Regions from separate parts of the Mus musculus genome. Here region 1 is linked to region 2. A link is a loop called in an ENCODE intact Hi-C map of the cell type or tissue named here. Cell type or tissue: left cerebral cortex. All regions are shown on one strand. Links, peaks and the distances in the headings refer to the core of each region. The heading gives the core; the rest is flanking DNA. Region 1 overlaps 2210408I21Rik (RIKEN cDNA 2210408I21 gene). Region 2 overlaps Nr2f1 (nuclear receptor subfamily 2, group F, member 1).

Region 1 (8,343 bases), core at 90-8,089, 790 kb before region 2:
ACTGTTATCCACGTGAGGTGTACACAGTCCCCGGGAGGCTGCTTCATTAGTGAGAAGGGAGATTTTGGATGTTATGTTTTTTGGATACGGCTAAGCTGTGTTGCTTGCTACCTTTGCTCCCATGCTTCATTTTACAGAGTGCAGTGTGTTACACTGGGTGTCTGTCTGTGCTCATCACATTCACGTTTTTCTTCTTTTGCAATTGTAGGTGCTACGTAGTAGGAAAGCCATTTTCTGGGGTTTCTAACAGGTGCAGGCAACTAGAAGTTCCCCTAGGATCCTTGTCTTTTAAGAATCTTATGCTTAAGCCGTGATGATCTGATTTAAGACCCATTATCAATAGTCGGCTACTTATATCTGCATGATCTTGGACTGATTGATACTGACTTTGTAGCCATGTGCTCTGTAATGTGCTGTCAGGAAATGCTGACAGATGCAGTGAAAGAACAATAAATGTGGGGCAGCCGTAATGTAAAGGTCCAGCTAGGCTGGATGAAAACTGATAGCTAGAATATTGGCTCCTATGTTACCGATACACCAGTCCCGCTGAGAGTTTCCCTGGTGAGTGAATTAAAAATGGTCTCCTGATACCTAGAAGGGGCAGGGGGAAAATAATCTTCATTTAAGGAATTGCCGACTTTGCCAAAACATTGTTTCATAAGAACAGAGCCAAGGTTAAAAACAGAAAATACTCTCGGACTTAAAAATCTGGGCAGCCTGTCATGTCTGAGAAAGTATTGATTAAAAATCAATAACACAAAAGATCACTGTATCCACTTTTTATGATACTTAATGCATTTGTATAAAATTACATGACAAGACATCTCACTAGCATTCCTTCCGTAAAAGTATGGCATCTGATACTTTTAAAAAAATATTCTCGATCTTCAACATGCTCCGTGAATCTAGCTGGCATTTTGCCAGTACAGGTTTTTCTCAAAGGGCTGGGAAGAGAAGTCAGTTTCTTCCTAGTAGCTTCTTCTCCTCTCTAACTTAAAATGGAGCTATCACTGTTAGCTCAGGCTGTAATTTAATTTGTTCTCTTGATAGTTCTTATTTACATGATATTTTATACATACCCTTTCTATTACTATGTACCACCTCATAAGTCATAGTATTTAAAGATAATCAACACTTCAAGAGTGATGTCTCAAGTAACAAAGGATCCTAATGCATCCTAACACACAATTTTGTCCAAGTGTACAGTAATCAAGTATTATGTTTACTTTGAGACGAATACAAAATCTGATTTTGTCTTTAAATTTTATTTAGCTAGAAATATATAAAATGTAATAAGTATTTGTGCATTTTTTAAAATGTGGAGTCTCTGCTAGTATCTGTATGTATTGATTGGTATGTATAAATTAAGGCGAAACCCTCCTTAAAATTTTGATTTGTACCCTTTATAAAAGAAAGCAAAAATTATCTACTTTGTTTACAAAGTTATCTTTGGGAGATACTGAAGACTCTGATTTGATTTTAAAAAGAAAATAGTATTTTAAAGAATAATTTGATAAGGTACATTTAATTTTTCTTCAAATATTTTCAGGTATTAATTTAACACATTTAATATGACATTCAAAAATAAAAATTTTAAATGAAAAAATTTTAATGATACTCAAAGGATGTTTTCTTCTGGGAGTACTCAGAGAGTACACTGAGCAAATCATTGATAAAAATTTCATAACTATAATCATATGAAGTCAAGAACATGAACTTAATGCTACTATATCATTGACAAAACAGATCAAGGCCTCATTATGAACTGATGCACAAAGGCCTGGCTTAGATGTCTTCTGTGGATCCTTTTTAGCACGCAAAGTATTAACACAATAGACAATAATGGTTCCTTTGGAGCCATTAGGACCCATCATGTCAGGGTATGTTCAGGCATTTCTTAGCAGGTAGTACACAGACTCTTGTCATGATAAATCATAACAAGTCCAAAAGAATGATTATAACATTCTTGGGAATTTCATAATTTATAATTTATTACACTTTGAACATATCACATATGTGAATTTTAAATGATGCAATGATTTATGCTATTATCAATAAGCATTTTATGCATACATGCACCAAATTACATTATAAACCATGTAAACAGGCTAGATCACATGGAGTTATTCATAGTTTTCCCTGTCTAAGAACTTAAGTCCATATTGATCTTTATGAATATTCATAAAAGGCAATTCATCCTAAGCCTTATACCTTTCATGCTAAGTGTCAGCCTGGAGCAAATTTTCTGACCCTCATACCATGGACATTTGAAAGTAGGTGCTCCTGATGGAGAGCGTGACACGGACCAGGGCAGTGGTGCTGGTGGGCACCCGTCTAATTAGACGTTCTGTGTGCTCTGTTTAGTTAAAGCAGAACTCAGGGTTTGTACTAATGAAATCTTTTGAATGAAACCTCATTGCCCTCAAAGTTTCAAGTAGTCTTTTTTTTTTAATCTGCAAAGAAAAATTCTGTGGTGGTTAAATATAATTTCTATCACCTGAAATTAAATAAATAAATAAATAAATAAATAAATAAATAAATAAATAAATGATGATAGATTGGCTTTGTGAAGAAAACACCACTCTTTATCTTTTTGTGGGATAGTTTTATTGTGTGGAGATTAGAAACAGATAGAAATGGTATTATTTAACATGCAAAGCCATTAGCTTTTTAGAAAAATAAATATTATGTACAGTAAAAGGTTTTGATCTTGATGACCTTCTGAAAAACTTACATTCCGTTTTTTGTGGTTATTAGTTTTGCTATTTTATGGGTCAGTAACTGTGCACAGGAATTCCATCAAGTAGTTTTACTGTTTCATGTTACTGTGAGACATTTAAAGAACATTACTTTGGAATTTTTATTTCAGATTGTATAAATTCAGCTTATTCTTCAGAGCTTTCAAAAACTTCAAATCCCAACCAGATCATGCAAAAGGGTAGCAGTTTTCTAGCTTTCATTAGTCACCAATTTAGTTCCCCTGGTCTTTTGAGATTTTGGTTGTAAGCAATACAATAAGCTTCAAAATTAAGTAAAACTAACAAACAAAGTAAAGCAAAGTCAAGACGAAGTAATTGCTTTGAGCTTACAAACTCATTCTGACAAGGGAAATTTCCTTTCTTCTTATTGTTAGCAACTCTCACAGACCCAGAATAGGTCAGAGCAGCCTCTGTGACTGGAACACTTCAATGGCATAACCATCTTGCACACTGGAGGTCACCCTTGCTACTTACAAGTATTTGCAATTTCACAAAACAAAAGTGGGTCTTGCATATGTTCAATGTGCGCTACAATTTTCAAGATGTTTTATATGAATAAATATATGGATATTATGTGTCTCCAATGGATATCTAGCATTCTAAGTACAACTAATAAGCTCATTATGAGAATCTTATGGTTCTCTGATTAAATAAGCAAATGACAAGAACATTTTCAAAGTGAACCTATAAGCTTACATTTTATATGACATATGGATTTTAAAACTTATTTCAGATTGTCACAGCAAAATTCTAGGAACATGGACCATGTTGCTCATTCAGTGTTTGTCATCTAACCTGTTCTAGCTCATCCCTTGATACAGCTCTAGTTAGGACTTAGGACTTATGATAGATTACTTCCACGGTAATTTTTATCATATACTTTTTCATAATATGCTGAATGTCTCACCATGTGGCTACTGTTTTTTTTTCATACATTAGTTGTGCAATGCCCATTACAAGCAAAATATAATGATATAATATTATTAAGATTATGGTTTCTTTTTAAAATCTTGTTATTAACAAAGTGTGTGTATCTCTTTGTTATAAGTGTATATCACTTTGTATACGTATCAATATATACTTATTGGTGAAATTCTGGCTTACACATGTTAAGTCCACAGGGAAACATGAAACTGAGGAGTGGTACACTTGTGTGCATCCTGAAGCAATTTAAACGAAGGTCAAAGATAAATTGTGATTGCATTTTGGCAAGAATAATGAGAACACAGGACATTTGTCATCTGGCACTGTAAAGAAGAAAGAGAAAATAACAATAACAAATGGCCAGCGGCCAAAGTTTCAGGTGCTTTTCATCAGCAACAGAAAAAGAAAATCAGAAAGAACAGGAAATAAAACCTCGTTTTAGGTGTTTTTCTTCTAAAATTCTGAATAAGAAAAACATGAATTTTTGTAATGTACATTAACTTATTATAAACAGCCTATTTCTTTCTCACACCTTTAAATATATCATTAATATATATATGTGTATATATACATATATATATGCTATTTCATCAAAGCTTAGCAAAATATAACTGTGATTTCTCACAATGGTCAGATTTAAGATAGAATGTGGGAAGATGACCTTAAAAATTTGTATGAGTTGACCTCATCGCAGAGGGCACACCAGCACATTCCTTGGCTAAACAGAAGCCTGAACGTATCTAAGGATATTTTTCCAGTAACAAAGCAACTCAGCCTTCTGTGCTATTTACACTGTGTGAGGTCCCATCTACTCTCCTGGTCGATCTCTATTTAGGGTTCATTGGAGAGAATCAGTGTGCTACACAACAAGGTCTGGATGGCCAGCTTGTACAGAGAAAGGCAGCCTTTGTAAAACATCATTCTCTGCTTCCATCAGAGCCTGGTGTTCTGCCTGAATCCCTCTTTTCAGGCATGTCATTCTGACCTGTGGAAGGCTAAACATTGTTTCCCTTAAGCCTTTCTCAACCATCCCTGCATTTATACATGTCTCTCTTTTCTAAACAGTACCATCACTGAGTTTATCACTCATTATAGACTTAGTCTGTGCATTTTTGAGATCTTAACCAGAACTGAGATTTTTATTGTTATCAGCCAATATGTGTCTGTGACCAGTTATAGCAAGGGCTGTCTTTTTATCCTGGAACCTTAACTGCACTGAAAACACTAACCTTTGACCAGCTGGAGGTAACCACTCTTCCCCTGCTCATGAACTCTTGAGCACCCCGTTGGTATAAATTCTGTGACCTTTATTATTTCATATTTTCTGTACAGGTATTGGAGAATGTGCTATTTCCTCTAAGATGAAATTAAAATCTCTTCAACACAGAATTATGTCTTATGCATCTATAACATCATCACTAGAATTCCTACCATGAATCCAAATACAAGTTTCAGCATCTTGGGGCTAAGAAATGTACCTTGGGTGGGAGAGTGCTGGCCTAGCATGCAGAAAGCATTGGGTCCAGTCCACAGCAGGTATAGTGCTGTGTGCTTATAATCCCAACACCGTGGAGACAGATCATCTTTGGCTACATAGTAAGTTCAAAGCTACCCTGGGATATATAAAACTCTTTCAAAAAATTTTTAAAGACTCAGCAAATTAACTATTTATTAAACATCTTGACAAGCATACAATAAAAGTTGCCAAGAATACTAATAGAGAATAGTGTATCTATACTATCAAGGAAGCCACGATACAGTGGGTAACAGAGAATGTATATGAATAATAACCAGATCAGAACTGTGTGAACTCAGAGGGCACTTGGTGAGCTATGGCTGAGAACAGACATAGCCACTTTCAAGCTTCAAGTGGAGATTTAGCAATGTGGTATATGTTCGCTTAACTCTCATTTCAGTATAGTCTGTTGCAAAATGTTTTCCCTCTGGGTATAGAAAAGGAACCTACCTGAATAGAGATTTTCATTGAGTCCCTTCCTACAAGAAGAAACAATGCTTGAAAGACCTTTTCAGCTAGAGCTCTAGTGTAGATGTCAGGCGAAATGGAAAGAGACACTGGACAGAGCTGGCTCTCAGGCTGGCTAACGGAGTAAGTGAGTGAGTGGATGAGTACAGGCAATGGTGTTTACTCTTTTGAGTGTGCAAATAAAATAAAAAAGCAATCTCACACTAAACACAAGCATTCTTTACATTCAGCTGAGAACTTTGAATTCTTATTTAGAATGATTTCCAAACGATTTCTAGAGAGTGTTTACATTATATTTATGTATGTGAATCATGCAGTAATAAATACACCTTATACATCTACATCAGAAACGACAACAAAATAAATTCTGTTCAATTCAGGAATTTACTGTCTTTGTTCACTCTAACCCTGTGGCTATCTTTTAAACTAATACAAGATTCAAAGCTCATTCATAGATAGGTTGCATCTTACACACCAAAAGCATTTACATTCTATTTTGAATTTATGTTAGGTTAGAAATAAATTTCCATGTATAATAGATATAAAATGTTGTGTTAAGTTCCAAGAAGTTCTAGAGAGATTGTCTTTATAGTGTCAGAAGTCAGAGTAGCTTGCTTTACCAGAGACTCTTTGTTTTTGAATTTTTTTTTAGATATTTTCTTCATTTACATTTCAAAAACTATCCCAAAAGTCCCCTATACCCTCCCCCCGCCCTGCTTCCCTACCCACCCACTCCCATTTCTGGGGAATAAAAAGTTTGAAAGACCAAGGGGCCTCTCTTCCCAATGATGGACGACTAGGCCATCTTCTGCTACATATGCAGCTAGAGACACAAGCTCTGGGGGTACTGATTAGTTCATATTGTTGTTCCACCTATAGGGCTGCAGACCCCTTCAGGTCCTTGGGTACTTTCTCTAGCTCTTACATTGGGGGCCCTGTGTTCCATCCTATAGATGACTGTGAGCATCCATTTCTGTATTTGCCAGGCACTGGCCTACCTCATAAGAGACGGCTATATCAGGGTCCTTTCAGCAAAATCTTGCTGGTGTATGCAATAGTGTCTGGGTTTGGTGGTGGTTTATGGGACAGATCCCCAGGTGGGGCAGTCTCTGGATGGTCATTCTTTCAGTCTCAGCTCCGAACTTTGTCTCTGTAACTCCTTCCATGGGTATTTTGTTCCTTATTCTAGGGAGGAATGAAGTATCCACGCGTTGGTCTTCCTTCTTCTTGATTTTCTTGTGTTTTGCAAATTGCATCCTGGGTATTCTAGGTTACTCCAGAAATTCAAATAACCCCATTAAAAATGGGGTACAGAGCTAAACAAAGAATCCTCAACTGAAGAATACCGAAAGGCTGAGAAGCACTTGAAAAAATATTCAACATCCTTAATCATCAGGGAAATGCAAATCGAAACAACCCTGAGATTCCACCTCACACCAATCAGAATTGCTAGGATCAAAAATTTAGGTGACAGCAGATACTGGCAAGGATGTGGAGAAAGAGGAACACTTCTCCATTGCTGGTGGGACTGCAAGCTTGTACAACCACTCTGGAAATCAGTCTGGCAGTTCCTCAGAAAATTGGACATAGTACTACCGGAAGATCCAGTAATACCTCTCCTGGGCATATACCCAGAAGATGTTCCAACTGGTAATAAGGACACATGCTCCACTATGTTCATAGCAGGCTTATTTATAATAGCCAGAAGCTGGAAAGAACCCAGATGTCCCCCAACAGAGGAATGGATACAGAAAATGTGGTACATTTACACAATGGAGTACTACTCAGCTATTAAAAACAATGAATTTATGAAATTCCTAGGCAAATGGATATATCTGGAGAATATCATCCTGAGTGAGGTAACCCAATCATAAAAGAAGTCACTTGATATGCACTCACTGATAAGTGGATATTAGCAGAGACTCTTGGTAAACATTTGTTGAATTTCGCTTCACTTTCCCATGAACACGGCCTGGAAGTGTCTGCATTGAGTGATAATGAATGATTTACTACAGAAAAATACCTTGAAATCTCTACTCACACACTCCCAAGTAATTTCTATATTATTTCTGGTACAGTCAACAGTAACTTTATTCTTAGATACCTATTTAAGAAGTATCTCTATAATATAATCAGTAAGGATCCCCTGAAAGCTAGATATCTGAAAGGCACGGTAGGAAACTTACTTTAAGAAAATGAACAGAACAGATCCTGTTTCTTGTATTACCATGGACCATTGTTTAGATGTTGTACATGTTTCCCTCAATGGTACATGTGTTAAACTCTTTTATCTTTAAGATACCAATGTGGTAGGTGGTACAACCTTTATAAGGCAGAGTTTACTGCATGATAGCTGAGTTCCTGAGGTCATTGTCTTTGGAGATGATTAAATCTTTCTAGTGGGTTTCCAGTAAGTTCCCACAATAAAAAGTTAGTACAAAGAGCAATGCTGACCCTTTTCCAAATTCTAGCTTCCCACTCTTCCATTGGATTGCTCTTACATACATTCCTGTCACATTACTGTCCACCACAATACCACTCCTATGGCCAAAGAGACCATCACTAGAGCTGAGTGAAAATAGATACCATGTTCTTTGGTATCCAAAATTGTGAGCTAAGCAAATCATTTTATTTGTACACTGTACAGCACTGTTATAATAGTATAAAGACTAACAT
Region 2 (8,343 bases), core at 15-8,014:
TGGCTCCCCCTGGCGCCTAGCATGAAAGCAGCTCAACGTTGTGCGCACTCCATCTGGCTATCCAGACAGAAAAGGTTCCCACCTGTACCACCTAAGCCTCCTGTTAAGGCCTGAGACCACAGAAATTACCTGAGCCGGAGAAAGCACTAGATGATCACAAGTTAGGCTATTACTACAGCCTGTTCTCAGCACTGAAAGCCCTGAAGTTGCTGGCCCGATCCTTTATGCACCCACCAAGGGCAGCTAGAAAGCCTAGGACGTTTCCCTGGTGTGTGTGTGTGTGTGTGTGTGTGTGCTTCCGGGTTGTTAGTAGGCTTCACCTACAACTTAGGGGCTGCAGTCTTGGTTCCTCAACATTTCCTTGGGGTGATCGGATTTGTGTGTGAGTGTGTGTGGTTTCTGTGCCCTGTGCTCTGAAATGGAAAGTCAGTGGGCTCAAGCAGCCTTAGTGTGAGCGCTCACTGACCATAACCCGGAGTCTCCTATCTTAGGAAGGAGACTTAAATCCAGAAACACAAGTTGTTCTCAGTGCATATTGCAGGTAGGTCGGAGGTTGGGGAATACTGCCCAGGATCCCCAAAAAGGCCACTGGGCAAGCAAGTAACCCTGGCTCCTCTTTCCCACTCAGCTCTGGGTTTCCTGGCAGCTGGAAGGGCCCCTGGAGAGGCCTGCTTCTCTTTTCACATTAGGACTGGCTGGGAGGTTGGGCCAGGATTTCAAAAGTCGCAGGGATTCTCTGATCAAAAGCACTCTCCAGACCCCAGGCAGCAAAAGTCAAATGACCCCCTTACACCCCTAGAAACCTGAGGAAGTAAGTGCCTTGGACATCTTGGATCCATGCTGTCCACCCTTTTCTACACTGGGGGGCTTGGACTGGGTCTCCATATTGAAATTAATTGAAATGTATAGTTCAGAACTATGAGAAATGTTTATATGTTTTCATCAGAGGGATCACGTTGTAATGAATATATTTTCATCTCATTTCCAGAAGGCAGGAAAGGTCGGTGAACTCTCCTGGCAGCTCGGCTTCCCTCCCTCTCAGCATTCTAGCTGCAACCCACCCTTGAACCCTCACTCTGCTGCTGCCGGTCAGTACAAGAGAATTCCCAATACTTCCTAGGAGGCCCCTGTGTTTAACAGGAATACCTCTCTCTCCTCTCTGCTTCAGGTATCTAGACTGTAGGAAAGTGAATTAAGGGTCAGTCTTCCTATGCATGAAATATAGCTAGTCCCCTAGTGGCCTAGTTTTAAGACCATGGTCCTACAGTGGCATCCTGCCCCATAGATACTCAGATTACTCAAAATGTCAACCAGGTGGGGCTTGCTTAAGAATTTGGGGAACCTGAAAACTTTCAGACAGTGAAGTGAAAGGGCAAGGTTATGGGTGGCTTCTAAAAGTGAACTCTTCCCTCATCTAAACCTGTCTGGGACTAGGGGTTGGGGGATCCGTGTGTAAGAGGGGTTTTAATTTTAAAGATACGGCTTTATCAATATGTTAAGGAAGAGCTCCCTTGGCAGTGTGTGTTTTCACAGCTCCGGCTCAGATTCCATAAAACATTCAGACTCTGAAATCTGTCGCTCGCCCCTCACCTCAATGCATGCCCAGCTAGATTCCTCAAAGAGAGATATCTGTCTTCCAAGGGCCCCTAGGGCCATAAGGCACTTTAGGGAAGAACCCAGTCTAACTTAGCTTCCTGACACCTAGTCCTACTTTCTGAGTTCAGCTTGTAAGTACCATAAAGTGTGTGTTGGGGGGTGCTTCTTTTGACACCCCCCCCCCACACACACAGGAGAGGTCCTACTGGGAACCCCCTTGACAAGAGCCTGAGAGAAAGGCAAACCAACCACAGGTGGGTAGATCTCCAAGAATGCATAAGAGAAACAAAGTCAGAATCCACGGTGCTTTGTCTCGGTTTGCCCAGAGGCAGGGAGAAGCAAGACTTGGAGCAGACAGTCAGTGGCCGTCCAGTCCACCCAGACTCAAACGCTTTGAGGAGCCCTCAAAACTCCACCCCACCCACAAAAGCCTGCCATGAAACCTTTGCAAACCCCTTCCAGCTCAGAAACTTTCCCACTGCAGTTAGAGTCTAGGTGACCTGACACTGGGTCACTGAAGCTGTGACGCCCATGTGCCTGGAAATTGTGCCTCAAAAGCAATTTGGCTTCCCCTGGCCCCTGACTCAGGGCTGTCCTCAGAAAGAATTAAAAAACAAACAAACAAACAAACAAAAAAAAACAAAACAAAACTCCTGTCTGGCCACCAAGGCCCAGCCTTCCCCTCCTATCCCATCACATACACAGCCTGGCCTTGCCTTCAGCTTTGCAAAAGTGATGTAGTGGCCTAAGAAAAAGGTACAGCCGACTTAGTACTGGACCTTAAAAGTCTCCTCTACCTCTCAACAATTCAGATCCTAACAATACTCAGTTATCCACAAATTATCCAGGAGCTCCTCTTGCTCTGAGGGTGTAGTTCAAGCAACCAGACACATGGGTTTTGCTAAATTCTTTTATTTTTGTTTAAATTTTCACTTCAATTTTAATTCTTGAAGAACAGCCTCGACAACATATATCGCACTCATTATAAGAAGCAAAGGGTTATATCAAAAATTATTAGTATAGAATCACAGGAAATCTGGTTTGGAACCAGAAAAAATACAAAACAGATATAGATACATAGACACAGGACAAATTTTTTATAATTATTTGGAAAATGTTATTTCCCCCTAATTCTTGTTCATTTTTGTTTATGCGCATACGATGTTTAAATTTTACAAAAAATGAAAATAAACACTAGTATTTTACAAAATGAATAACAATGTTCAGTGTATGTTTCTACATAGGATTCAGTCCACTTCCATATGAGTAGTTTTCTGTACAGAATATATCCACATCCATCCACAATAAATCCTGGAAGGTCCATCTATTTTATTAAATTTCTCATGGTCCTCTCTTCCAAATCGTTCTTTTTTTTTTTTTTTTTTTCATTTTCTCACCAGACACGAGGTCCTTTTTCTTTCCTTTCCAATGTACTTACAGATCAGATCCTAAATGAGTCTCCTTTTCTCCTGGTTTGCAGCTCAGGTTGCATTCCTGCAGAGTGGGCTGCTCTTGTTCCCAGCCCTCCTCCCGTCTGCCTGGCCTGCCTGGTCCATCATACCAGCATCCCCAAAGGCTTTTTAGTCCTTGGTCAGGGAGAGTCCTCTTAGTCTCTAGGGAGTCAGGGAGCAGGATTGGGTGGGAAACACCCAAAGTCTAGGAACACTGGATGGACATGTAAGGCCAGTTGAAACTGCTCCCTGACAGCAACATATCTCGGATGAGAGTTTCGATGGGAGTTTTACCTACCAAACGTACGAAGAAGAGTTGCTCGATGACAGAGGAGGACACTGTGCGAAGAGAGGGCAATCGCAGCAGCAGTTTGCCAAAGCGGCTGGGCTGGTTGGGGTACTGGCTTCTCACATACTCCTCCAGGGCACACTGTGATTTCTCCTGCAGGCTTTCGATGTGGGCAGCATCCGACAGGCCACAAGCATCTGCCAGAGCAGCCACAGGAGGGAGAGACAGGGAAAGGGGACAGATTGTTAGGTGAGTGAGATGGAAAGGCATACACACCATTAATATTTTGAGGGGAAAAGGAAAAAGAAATAGAAGAAAAGGAAAATAACTCCTTCCCTCCATGCCTCTTTGCCATCCTCTTTCCCACCCCCTACACAAATAACAATAAATCCAAGCCTCACCATGCTTGGGAGACCAGGAGAGAGGTGCACATGCACAGAGGTGCAACCTGGCCATAGCTTTGTTTCCCCTCTTTCACCTTTGGATTAAATAATGCATGATGGTGAATCCATGTTTGCTGTGTACTGCGACCTGTTCTCTCCTTCAGGGGAGCACATTTCTGGTTGTGCTCATTAAAAGGAAAGCATTTGCCCCTTTCCTGCTTGATTTTGGGGTGCTTGGAACCCCTGAAGAAATATACAGCCTTGGAAACAGTTTTTAAAGGCTTCTTCGAGTCTCCCCCCACCCCCGCCAACCCCCAACCCAGCTGACCCCAACCAGCAAGCTCAAGGAGAACCTAGATTGTGTAGTGAATACACGTGGCAGGGGATCGGGGATCACAAGCTGGCAGAACCGAGAACCAGATCAAGCCTGTGCTATACCAATATAGAATTGGAGATCAACTATATATGCAGGACAGAGCCCTGCAACAAATCCTCCTCGGTGAGAGTGGACACTTCTATCTTTCTTAGATCATGTAATTGAAAATTGGTCACATCTCTGTAAGCTGTATAATAACCAGGAGGAATATGGCTCAGTTACTCCAGGCTGCAGAAGGGAACATCTTCAGCAATCAGACACAAAGCTAGGCAGCTGAGGCTTCTGTCTCAGAACTGGGGTGTAGGGAATTGGGAGGCATGTGGTGGTGGGGAGACAGGATTCCTACAGCAGGGGCCAAGGGAGAAGCACACAAGGCACTTTATACAATAATGGCAACTGAAAACCTTTGTGGTTATTTCAAACCAACCAAAGTTCTTTTGGGTCATCTAAAAATACTTCAAGACAGCAGATTATCCTATATCCACTAACCAGGGCCAAGCAAAGGGAGAGGAGCGTGGAATCAGAGAAACAGTGGCCCTTCTCCCTCATTTCCTATGTTACTTCTTAATACAAGTAAGATGTATTTTAAAAACAGGAAGATCACAGAGGAACCCTTAGCCAGTCAGGAGGTTGGCTAGAGATCAAAGACAGCGCTTGCTAATATATACATCTGGGAAGGAATTTATGTATGACAACACCTGTAACAGAACATTGTATAATGGGGAAGTGTGACCCTAAGAAAACAACAAATTATTCAAAGCGAAATCTATGTCTGCTGTTTCCATTTTGTGTATCAGTCCAAGAACTAGGCTTCACAAAGCACTCTGCCACCTTCATCTACAAGGGTATGGCCTTAAGCAAATATTTAAATAAAACTGGTGATATAATTCAAGAACTTCAGAGGCAAGTCTCCTTTGACCCCAGGTCCAGACTGGGTTCCTCTCAGATGTCTAATTACTGCATCCAGCTGGTGCAGTGCATCCACACTGGTCTGAGTTGGGATGCCAGGGATTATTATGGCCAGCAAGACCAGGACAGGAGCACATCTTTGAGGCATTAGTACATAGATAGGGGACTCTTAGGTCAGCCCTTGGACCCATTTTCTAGCCTAAACTTGCTGAATGGCCATCACACAGACTTGTGTGTGATGTATTTACATATATCTTGCACTGCATACATTTTCTGTCCCTCACACCAAGGGGATAGTCTTAGCCACACACAACACAATATGAGAAAGACAACATGAGATGTTCCCTTAAATATCTATATGACATCTTCTTAAATCAGTAAAACATCAGGACCCCTGGAGTAAGTCACTTCCTCATTCTTTAAACAACTCCAAAGAGAAGTCTAGACAGGTACACTTTGGCCCTACACTGGCTGCTTTCAGGCCCTTCTACCTTTGAAATGGAATGCCTGAGACTGAGGCTGCCCCTTCAAGTACCAGTCACCTATCCCTGGTGGTCTTTATCATCCCAGTCACCTATGCCCATGGCCTTTATCATTGTGAGTCCTAGTTCAGGCCCACCTCCACACACTACTTAATCATTCCCCCCCAGTAGCAGGATTCTCCCATCTGTAGACAGACAGAATGAGTGTTTGAATCAATTGGTGGGTTGTGATGGTAAAGAGAGGTGAGCAAAGGGTGTAATTTAGTACATATTTGCCCCCATGGATTATACTCCAGATAAGAAAAGGAGACAGAACATAGAAAACCCATGTCTCACTTTTTATATGGTATTGTCAATGTGAGAACCTTTAATATTTCTTCTACAGTATAAGGAGAAGAAATTATGTAAATAAATAACCATTACTGCTCAGGCCCTCCCGGTTTAGCCTTTGTAGAGCAGAGAATATATTTCATGTTGTGCATTCAGAAGAGTTTAGTGTTCAGGAAATATAGATGTAATCAGCTGCCATAACTAGAAATCAAAGTTATTCTTGTGCAGAAAATGGATTTATTGTATTTATGTTAACTAGATGGTTCTTTTCAGAGCCAGTCTCATTTATTTGAAGGGATATTTAGGTGTATGAATTAAAGAATTTTTTTTCAAAGTAAGTTCAGGTCATGACCTAGTCTTTGGATGATGTCCAGAATATTAAGGATTAAACACACCATCCGGAGGCCAAATGTGAAAACCACCACGGGGGATGCTCATGCCAGCTTCAAATACTTAGCCAGAGCAAGCCATATTGGACAATATGTCTAAAACTGTCTTTTCCATCATTCAAAGTTTTCTTAAAAGTTGGATGGCGTAGGGAAGGCTTCCCGTGAATTCTCTTCTTCCAATGAAGTCCCTTCTGGCTAGCAATCAAAACAAGTTTAGTCAAAAGTGGAAATGTGCTGTATGGAAGGGGGTGGGTGAAGGGGGGTGAATTACTACTGATAGGTTTATTTCCATTTTCAGATATTCTGTCTGCGATTTTCCAACAAAATAATGTTACTATTCATGTCTCAGCATCCCTTGCACCTTGGAGACTTGGTTCAAAAAAACTCCTTTGGAAAACTTTTTTTTTTTTTAAGTGAAGGGACTTTTCACAGGAATGTTTTAGGATGGAAAGTTTAAAAGTGAAGGTGCATAATTCCACAATGTTCCCTGCAGCCCACACAATCCTAGGCCTGCCTTCCCCCACTCTCTTTCTCTGGGAAATGGCACAAGACCAGCAAAGTAAAGGGTATTTGGAGAACTTTAGGCGCATAAGGAAAAGAGAAGGGAGACCTTTGCTGAGAAAACCTCTGTACAATTCCCCGGCACACACTTCTGCTTTAAGATACTTCACTGGGTGGGATTTTACAACCCTAGCTTCTCCACACTGGCTCCCTTCCTGGTGGATTTGGCTAAACGATGGGTAGGAGTGCACCAGCCAGGCCTGGGCCTGCCAGAGTCAAAGGACCCTGCTCACTGCTTCCCAGGCTCTTTGTCACTTTTGAAAAACACATTTCCATCAAGAAGACTTGTTAAGATAAAATGCATTCAAAGTCGGAGGAAGCTATTCAATAAATCTTCCATTTGTTTTAAGTTTTGCACTTAAAACCCTTGCAAAGAATGACTCTCTCTCTCACAAGCAGACCTGCATTTGCACTGAAAGTAAAAGGGGAGGGGGCAAGTCCAAGGCTCTAGCCACCTTGCATACAAATGAGCTGCTCTTATCTAAATAAATTATCTGCTGCTCAGATCGATATTAATACTACATTTGCTACATTACAATATTGTGCAAATTTTAGTGTCATTTTAATACAATGTAAATATGACTCTCCATGCATGGAAGTCGAAAAATCTTGATAGATTATCCCACTGCTTCCTGTTTTAACAAGGCCTTGGGAAAAAGAGTTTTGCCATCTCCACTCATGAATGGTTTTAATTTGGCTTTTGGAGGGCCTGACTAGGATAGATTTATTAGAATGGTTTATTTGTTCTCCTAATCTAGGAATTAAAAACAATAGTGTCAATAACGGTGGTAAAATTGCAACTAACCTTGCTTATAGTGAGCAAAGCCCAAGATCCATCTAAGCAGCTCTGCCCAAGCAGAGTTCTTTCTGGCTTTGTTTGTATTTCCTTGTTACCTGCTGTCCCTAGTGTGTATATAGTTCCCTCTTGTAGGTTCCAATAATAAAAAGCGGATAGTGTTCTCACAGGCTTAGACCAGAGCCCTTCAAAGGCAACGTTAATGCACTTTCCTGGAAGTTAATTTGAACCATCTATCATAAGAGAGATTGTTAACATGCATGCTACCACCGCCTACACTTAATTTGATATTTTAAGGCATCCTTTTAAATTTCTAGTGTTTGTGTGTTTGCATAGCTATGAAATTTATCTCCCGGCCCGGAGTGCTCTCATGCTTGCGGGTTTTACAGTATTGCTTTTGTTTTTTATCTTTCTTGTTTAGATCGAATCCGTTTTTTATGACCCTCAATAACCTCAGCAACTGCAAACATGAATGGTTTCCGATAAGGGAAAATCAAGCAGCAATAAAGCGAGATTATTTATGATTTATTTGTGCGTATTCTTCCCTTTCCGCCTCTGTCTGTGTCTCTCTGTCGGGAAACTCATCCAAGGAGTGTGCCACACAGACTAGGAAGCCACCTTCCCACGTTCTCTTCTTCCTTCTGTATCGTTCCTCCCACAGAAACACCGAGCTCTTGTACACACACACACACACACACACACACACACACACTCACACGCGCGCGCGCACACACACACACACACACACACGCACACGCACACGCACACGCACACAGAGAGT

The links. Peaks named below come from ENCODE experiments on the same cell type or tissue, not always from the same donor. Only the 100,000 strongest peaks of a DNase experiment are listed, where the experiment ranks them.
Region 1: it touches region 2 in a loop (4-fold over the local background); 2 of 42 quality-filtered maps call a loop at or near these places.

Annotation. Positions count from the first base shown.
Region 1 is chr13:77,397,759-77,406,101 of GRCm38, forward strand. The region is part of intron 19 of 2210408I21Rik (RIKEN cDNA 2210408I21 gene); the gene reads left to right. Among named protein-coding and RNA genes, the nearest start is that of 2210408I21Rik, 270 kb to the left of the region's middle. In left cerebral cortex, for the core only: a CTCF peak has its summit at 3,222; no DNase peak of the experiment used is centred there; H3K4me3 peaks cover 329 bases.
Region 2 is chr13:78,186,481-78,194,823 of GRCm38, forward strand. Nr2f1 (nuclear receptor subfamily 2, group F, member 1) reads right to left here. Exons shown (of 3, transcript NM_010151.3): 3 at 2,493-3,533. The coding sequence ends at 3,253. Among named protein-coding and RNA genes, the nearest start is that of A830082K12Rik, 7.4 kb to the right of the region's middle. In left cerebral cortex, for the core only: a CTCF peak has its summit at 3,492; no DNase peak of the experiment used is centred there; H3K4me3 peaks cover 2,916 bases; H3K27ac peaks cover 4,435 bases.